2 separate regions of the Homo sapiens genome follow, and region 1 is linked to region 2. Evidence: chromatin contacts called from ENCODE Hi-C or POLR2A ChIA-PET data. All regions are on one chromosome and are shown on one strand. Each heading gives the region's core, a stretch centred on a gene start or an enhancer-like site at or near the end of the contact. The rest is flanking DNA. Distances are from core to core; before and after follow the strand shown.

Evidence for each region. A loop is a pair of places that touch in the nucleus more often than their neighbours do. ChIA-PET counts read pairs that join two places held with the same protein, here RNA polymerase II (POLR2A).
Region 1: a map of posterior cingulate gyrus shows a loop between it and region 2 (6-fold over the local background). The contact joins two enhancer-like sites. A Hi-C loop is called at or near these places in 1 of 168 maps with a recorded cell type or tissue (posterior cingulate gyrus). POLR2A ChIA-PET finds 5 or more read pairs at or near these places in 1 of 52 experiments (H1).

The regions. Positions count from the first base shown.
Region 1 is chr5:68,132,827-68,136,269 of GRCh38, forward strand. No RefSeq gene overlaps it. Among named protein-coding and RNA genes, the nearest start is that of LINC02219, 55 kb to the right of the region's middle. Within about 2 kb of position 1,710, at least 2 of the 41 ENCODE cell types and tissues checked have a DNase peak (open chromatin) inside an H3K27ac peak, as active enhancers do.
Region 2 is chr5:67,038,029-67,041,520 of GRCh38, forward strand. All of the region lies in intron 4 of MAST4 (microtubule associated serine/threonine kinase family member 4), which reads left to right. Among named protein-coding and RNA genes, the nearest start is that of MAST4-AS1, 36 kb to the left of the region's middle. Within about 2 kb of position 1,368, at least 2 of the 41 ENCODE cell types and tissues checked have a DNase peak (open chromatin) inside an H3K27ac peak, as active enhancers do.

The sequences.
Region 1 (3,443 bases), core at 460-2,959, 1.1 Mb after region 2:
TCGTCTTCCCAGTTCTCCCTCTCTTGAGAGACAAAAGGAAGTTGACCAAGGCTGGAATTACCCCAATTTTGTTTTCCTTCCTTCCAATGTCTTTTTCATTTTTATTCATTTGTTTATTTATTTTGAGACAGAGTCTCGCTCTGTCACCCAGACTGGAGTGCAGTGGCACAGTCTTGGCTCACTGCAACCTCCACCTCCCAGGCTCAAGTGATTCCCCTGCCTCAGCCTCCCCAGTAACTGGCATTACAGGCATGCACCACCACACCCAGCTAATTTTTGTATTTTTAGTAGAGACGAGGTTTCACCATGTTGGCCAGGCTGGTCTCAAACTCCTGACCTCAAGTGATCTGCTGGACTCAGCCTCCCAAAGTACTAGGATTACAGGGGTGAGCCACCGTGCCCGGCCCCAATGTCTTTTTCAAAATTAATGTTCTATTATTGTCTTATTTTGTTACAAATGGGGATATACTCATCAGAAAACACAGACAGCAAAAATAAATTTCTTAACATCCATAATCCTATACACCCAAAGATATCCAATGTAAACTCTTTGTTGTATAGAGTTTGTTTTTCTTATAAAGATCTAGACAGATGTGTATAGACCTAGATCTACATAATAGATTATAGCTATAGATATAGATGTATTTACAGATATAATTACATTTATAAATATAGACGTAGCTATGTTTATAGATACAGATATCTGTATATTTGCAGGGCTAACTCATGCAGCAGCAGAGGGTGCTGAGAGTAAAGGCACTTTATTCGGTGGATGGGGCATATTTTGACTCATAATCTGCCTTTTTCATTCAAATTAAGACACACTTTGTTTAATCCTAAATTCTTTCTAGATTCTTGGTTGTTCCCCACCACCCCCAGTCCAGCTTTGCCCTCCCCAACTAGAGTCCATCCTTAGCTGTGGCCTCTCCAGTGAACCCAGCTCTGCTGTGGGTAACCCAGTCCAGGGAGTCCTCAGATTTTCCTACCACAGAGAACTGGCTGCTCCTGTTATGTCTGGGATGAAGGGAACAAGGCCTGCTAATTTCAAGCCAGTACATTCAACCAGCAGCTCTGGTTTCCTCTTACCCTCTCATACACTGCATGATCCTTGAATGTGTTTTCCAATGGCAAAGATTCTTTCCAAAATAAGGCTGAGTGGAGTCTTAGATGTAAAGACAGAAATACTAACAATACACTAAACATTGAGTGTTATCTATAAAGCTGAGGGCTTTATAATTAACCCTTAAAGCAACTTCTTAAGGCAAATATTGCTATTATCCCCAGTTTACAGATAAGAAAACCAAAACTTAAAGAACGATCTGAAGTTTGATTCAAACCCAGGATTGCCTGACTCCCTAACATGAATCACACTACACTGCTTCTGTCTGCGGGAGTGTCTCGCAGGAGATTTCGCAAATGCCCACGACATGGATTCTGTGTTAAACTCCTCTTTCCCAAGGCTTCAGTTCTTTCTGGCTGAGCACGAGCAAGGTCTGCAGCTATGCAGAAGCATCTTGGTGAAGGGAGGCAGGACCCCTGCTGAGCAATCGTGTATCCACCACAAAAGTGCTGGTGGCGCCAGCTTAGTAAACTTAGAGTTACATCTTTCTCCCTGAGATGGTTCAGAAGTTTGGCTTAGTGATCATCATTTGAATGACAGAAATTCTGTGTACCTGATGGCTTGGGTAATCATCTTCAGAGTGCTGAATGCCAGGCTTGGCACTGAGCCGGGTGGGGCTTTACCTAGGCTAGCTTGACTCAGGGTGCTTTTTCCCCAAAGGCCATTCCTCTACGGAAGACTTAGCAAGTATATGAAAAAACCCTGAGTCAGGCCAGTTTGTATATATAATCTAATATTGTCAAAATAAATTGATTTGGAATGAAGAGCTTCCTGTTTCTGCAGATCATTTTCCTTTGTTGAGGATCATCTGAAGCTCCGTTTTTATTAACTTTTATGAGCACCTTCTCTCCTGTTCTCCTGTCAACAGATTGTTGATATTGGCCCTGATTGTTCCATGTATGGGTAAATGTGAACCTTGTTCTCTTAAATCCTAGTTTGATAAGAACTAACAGGAAACCGAAAAAAGAAATTAAATAAAAAGTGTAAGTCCTGGGTACGTTAGCAATGCAGAATCCAAAATAGAATATGGAATAAGGTAGTCAAGAAATTAGCACATTTGTATCTCATCATACAAATCTTACCACTTGCCCCCAGATTTTTAAATAATGAGCCCATGAAGGAGCGCCTAGATTTAACAGTGAGATCCAATTATAAGGGTAGATATTAGGAAATAGTTACCCAAGCAATGACCTTAAAGGGAGAGGATGCAGAAGCATGGATTCCAGCTGACACGTGGAAACCTCCCTTTTCCTCATGAAAACTGCTTCAGCAACCCAGAAGAATAAACTTTATTCAGGGAAGGAACACCTTTTCTACTGCAGCTGAAGGTGTGGAGGTAGGGATAGTGAGAAGGCAGATATTTCATAAGAAGGAATCCTTGGGTTTCGGGGATATCATACATGACGGCTTTAATTTTTTCTATGAAATAAGGTGCAGAGGAGATGGGGAGGGTAGCTTGAAGAGAGTAGTGAAAGTCTGGCCCCGGTAGAGAAGGAGAGGGGATCTGAAAAAGGCAATTTTTTAAAGGACACAGAGCACTCTGAGGACCAGTCTGGGTTTGGAGACCCTGAATGTACAGGGGCAGCAATAAGTAGTGGAGTGACATACCAAAGTAAGAGACAGCAGAGAATCAGGATGATCCACTTGTGGAAATTGGAGAGACAGGTGCAGCAGAAAGACAGTGGTTCAAGAGACACAGCCCATATTTAGTTTGGATAAGGAAGGAAACAAGCCACAGGTGAGGATATTCAATGGGAAGGGAAAGGAGCATTTAAAGGGCTGGTGTATTGAAATAGAATGAGGTTGAATAACAAACACTGGGGTCATGAGAGGCAGAGAACAGAAAGGATAGAAAGTTGGTTAACAATTGATAAAGGAGAGCTTAAGATATTAGAGGAGGTGGAGCTCCTCTTGGTAAGACCAAGGTTGGATCTATCAAGGAGAATGGGTAACTGAGGCAGAGAGAACATAAACTGTTGAAGATGCCAGAATCTTGAGGCTAGTTTGTTGAAAAAGTGGACCAGCAGGATTTGAAGACACCTATAATGATGACAATGCTTTCTTTTTTCTTGTAATATTGTATCATTATTTTATGGCATGCCTTCTTGTTATAAGCCATTTCCAAAACTTGTGGAGCAAGGAAGAAAACAAATAAAATAGGAAGAGAGCCAGCGAGATCAACAAAATATGAAAGTCATCACTGGATATAGGAAGTGCCCAAAACTATGTGAATTAGGTAGTTGAGGGATCTTAATTTCTTAATATTTTGGGGATTTAAAAATCTGCTCTTCCGGGCTATGGATTCATTGAAGGGAGATCTATG
Region 2 (3,492 bases), core at 118-2,617:
GCATCCACCTTTTTCATATTTCTTAATGATAAAAAGAAATTTGCTTCTTTGTTAAATATCTTCTCTTTCCACAGCATTTATTTCAGAAAACACCTTAACCTATGATGGGAACACTTTGTCTACCTGGCTATTGAAATCTTTCTCTAACAGTTGCAATTCTAGTTTAGATGATTTTATATGCTGCTTTATCTTTATTTTTGCCTTTAGTTTCTCTTTTTTTTTTTTTTTAACACAGATTTTGTCAAATCTTAGGTAGACTGATTTTTATTATTTATTTTTGTCCTCCCAGTTATACAAAGTCACTTAACTGAACAATGGATCTATTTAATAATGCAAGGAAAAGTCACCCTCCCTAGACTTCCTGATTACAAACTCCTTGTAAGCACTTGTCTTGGGCCCTGGTACCAGTCCTCTGCATGGGGCAAGATACTCTAAAAACTGTTAGGGGATTTTTGGTGGAGTAACGTGGCTACTTACACATCAGAAAAACAAGTTACCTTAAAACAAGAAAACCAAATTGATGATGGTGTTGATGGAGTGGAGTGGAAGTTAACTTTGTCCTGTGAAACTGTTTATCACCAAGTGCTAGTCTTCAATTTGTAGAAAGACAGCATAACCTCATGCTTACCACTCATCTCCCTTCTTATACATTATTTTAAAATATTGACACATTTAGATACAAAAATAGGTGCTCATGTGATTTTTTTTAAAAAATAAAATGAAAATGATTTCTTATTATTTGAAATACATAGCATCAAATTTTTGGTGTACTGTCCAGGAGGCAAGCTAATAGTACAATGTGGTTTTGCTCCTTACCATATACTTTTGTGAGTTCAGAAAACATTGCAGCCTTTTGTAATAAATAGTCACTGAAGCTAGTATCTTAAGACCCAGGGCTCTGGAGAGAGATCTTTAATTTAAGGACATAGAAAACACTGTTTCTTTTATGTAAACGAGCTCCACAATTTTATGATTATACTTGAATGGAAATATGTTATGACCACAAAGCCAAAGGAATGACTCACTTGGTAGCTATCGACAGGTTTTATTTTCAAGATGGATTTAACTGCATTGTTGTTTTCAGATGTATTTTACCCTTTCAATAGGATTTAGGGTCTATTTAGAAAAATAATAAGTGGAAGTAAGCAATAGAAGAGTTCATGTTTATTTCTTTCATAGTACCGTTGATTTCTTTTCAGTAAGTTGAGGCATCCTAATTCTGGTCTTGATATGCAGTTTAATTTCATGTGGGTGAATTATTCACAATCCCTTTCAATATGGAAAGTTGACACAGTAGGGTGCCATCTGTCTATACCATTGAATTTCTGCTTAGCAGTACTTCCATGTGAAGGTCAGGGATTCCATAGCTTTCATAAGCAGGAATCCAGGGACACAGTGAACAGGAACTCTCTGAGTCACTGCAGGGAATGCAGAATGAGTTTAGGTTGGGTGTCTGGTGAATATGGTGAGGAGGAATTGATGTGTTATCCTGGAGCTTGGAGTACTTACTGATAAGGACCAAATCTCAGGCTAGGGACGAATGAGTTCCTCTCATTAAACAGAAGGCTGGACCTGTGAGAAACAAGTGTTCGTACCTATAAGAGGCAGGCAGGAGATCTGAAAGTGACTGAAACCACAGTTAAACTTTTCCTCATTAACTGAAGCACTGTGTCTCATCCCATCTCCTGCCATAGTTTTAATCTAATCCACACAATTTAGTGAGGCCTCTTTCTACACACAGATCCCTCTCCTGTCTGCTTTCTTAGAGTCTAGGGAGTTCTTGGAGGATAGTAATGGTGGAAGATACCAGACTAAAGGAATAACATCTTGAAAGAATAAGTGCAACAGAAGAATCTACAATTTGGGGTTACAAGGCTATAAGATTTGTAAATATAAGATTTTTTACTGTTGAGTTTGCTTTATTTTGAGATTTTATATATATATATATATATGTGTGTGTATATATATATAATATAAACTTATCTCACTAATGCAGTCAGTGTATCTTATTCTGATTTGCTGGCCAAATTTGCTTTCTGACGCATGTTACAATGTGGGCATTAATTCTTCTTTTCCCCAAAGCCAGTGCTATACAAGGATGCTTCATATCACAAATCTGATTTCTGGGTTCTCTTGAACACTGAGAGTGAGTTATCTAGAAATAAGAAACCAGAAAAGTCATATAAAAAGAGGCATGATCCAGAAATATGGATTTGATTTTGAAATCCACTAAAAAACAATAGAACAAAAAAAAATCTGCTGCATGCATAAACACAGTTCTCTCCAGAGAGCTGTGTCTGGCTAGATCTGTTGGTTTGGGCAGGCATAAGGAAGGAAGTGCCTGGTTGACCTGGGTAATTCATATGTTGGATCATCTACCTATGGATCTTTGAGAATACACTGTGGAGGAAGGAGCGTCTATATCGTGTCCACATCCCACCTGTCTACCATGAGCCTGAAAAATCTGTACACAAGTGTATCCTGGGATAAAACTCATGCCCCACTTGGTGATACTGGACTGTCTGTCCACCAGGGTCAGACTTACTGCCTCCGGAAAAACCTCACAATCTGATGTAAAGCTCCATAGCTTGAACTATCTCTTGTACCTGACCCTCATGCTACAGACTCAAAAGTCTGGTTTGGTTGGTATCCTAAGTACCAGCTCCATCTCTTAGCTGTGGATTCCTAGTTACCAAGCTCATGTGATTTCTATGTATGACCAGAATGGTGAGATATTAATTTATAAGTGTACATATAATCATTATTGGGCCTAGGCCCTTCAAAGGTCTTATTCTCTGCTTTGTAGACAGTCTAGCAAGATTGTTAAAAACACAGGTTCTGAAGGCAGACTGCCTGGGTTTAGATCCCGGTTCTCCCACTTACTAGTTCTGTGATCTTGGACAAGTTACTGAACTTCTCAGTTCTTCAATTTTCACATCTATAAAGATGTGGATAAAAATAAGTCCTACCTTATAGGATTGTCATGAAAATTAAACCATTGCTTGGAGTGTGTTAAACGCTTTGTCAGTGTTAGCAGTTATTATTATTATTTTTAATCACTTTTGGGCAGACCTCTCCATGAAGCTAATAAGAAGGTTGTCTGGGGACCATGGTAGCAGAGCAAGATTGGGCTGATGTGCACGGTTTTGACAGTTGTTCCAAAGCACTGAAGTCTGTTGAGTGCAGTCCCTTGCATGTTGCTCCACCTTGATGTTGACAATTAGAAGCCATTGGCCAGTGTTTGAGTGGATACTTTGAACTTGTGGTTCTGAAGCTTTTGTTTTTCTGTGTTTCTGAAACCCACCAATTATACTTCTTACTGGTACCTTCTTTCTATAACTAGGATAATGTTTACATTTACCATCAAGCCTTGCTGCCCTAGAACTAACCTCTTGTATGAAAACGAATATGCCTGAGAGAATGTATACCAGGGATAAAGACCAAATATTTTATTTTATTCTTTTTTCTTCCACAACATCAAGTACTCTAGAA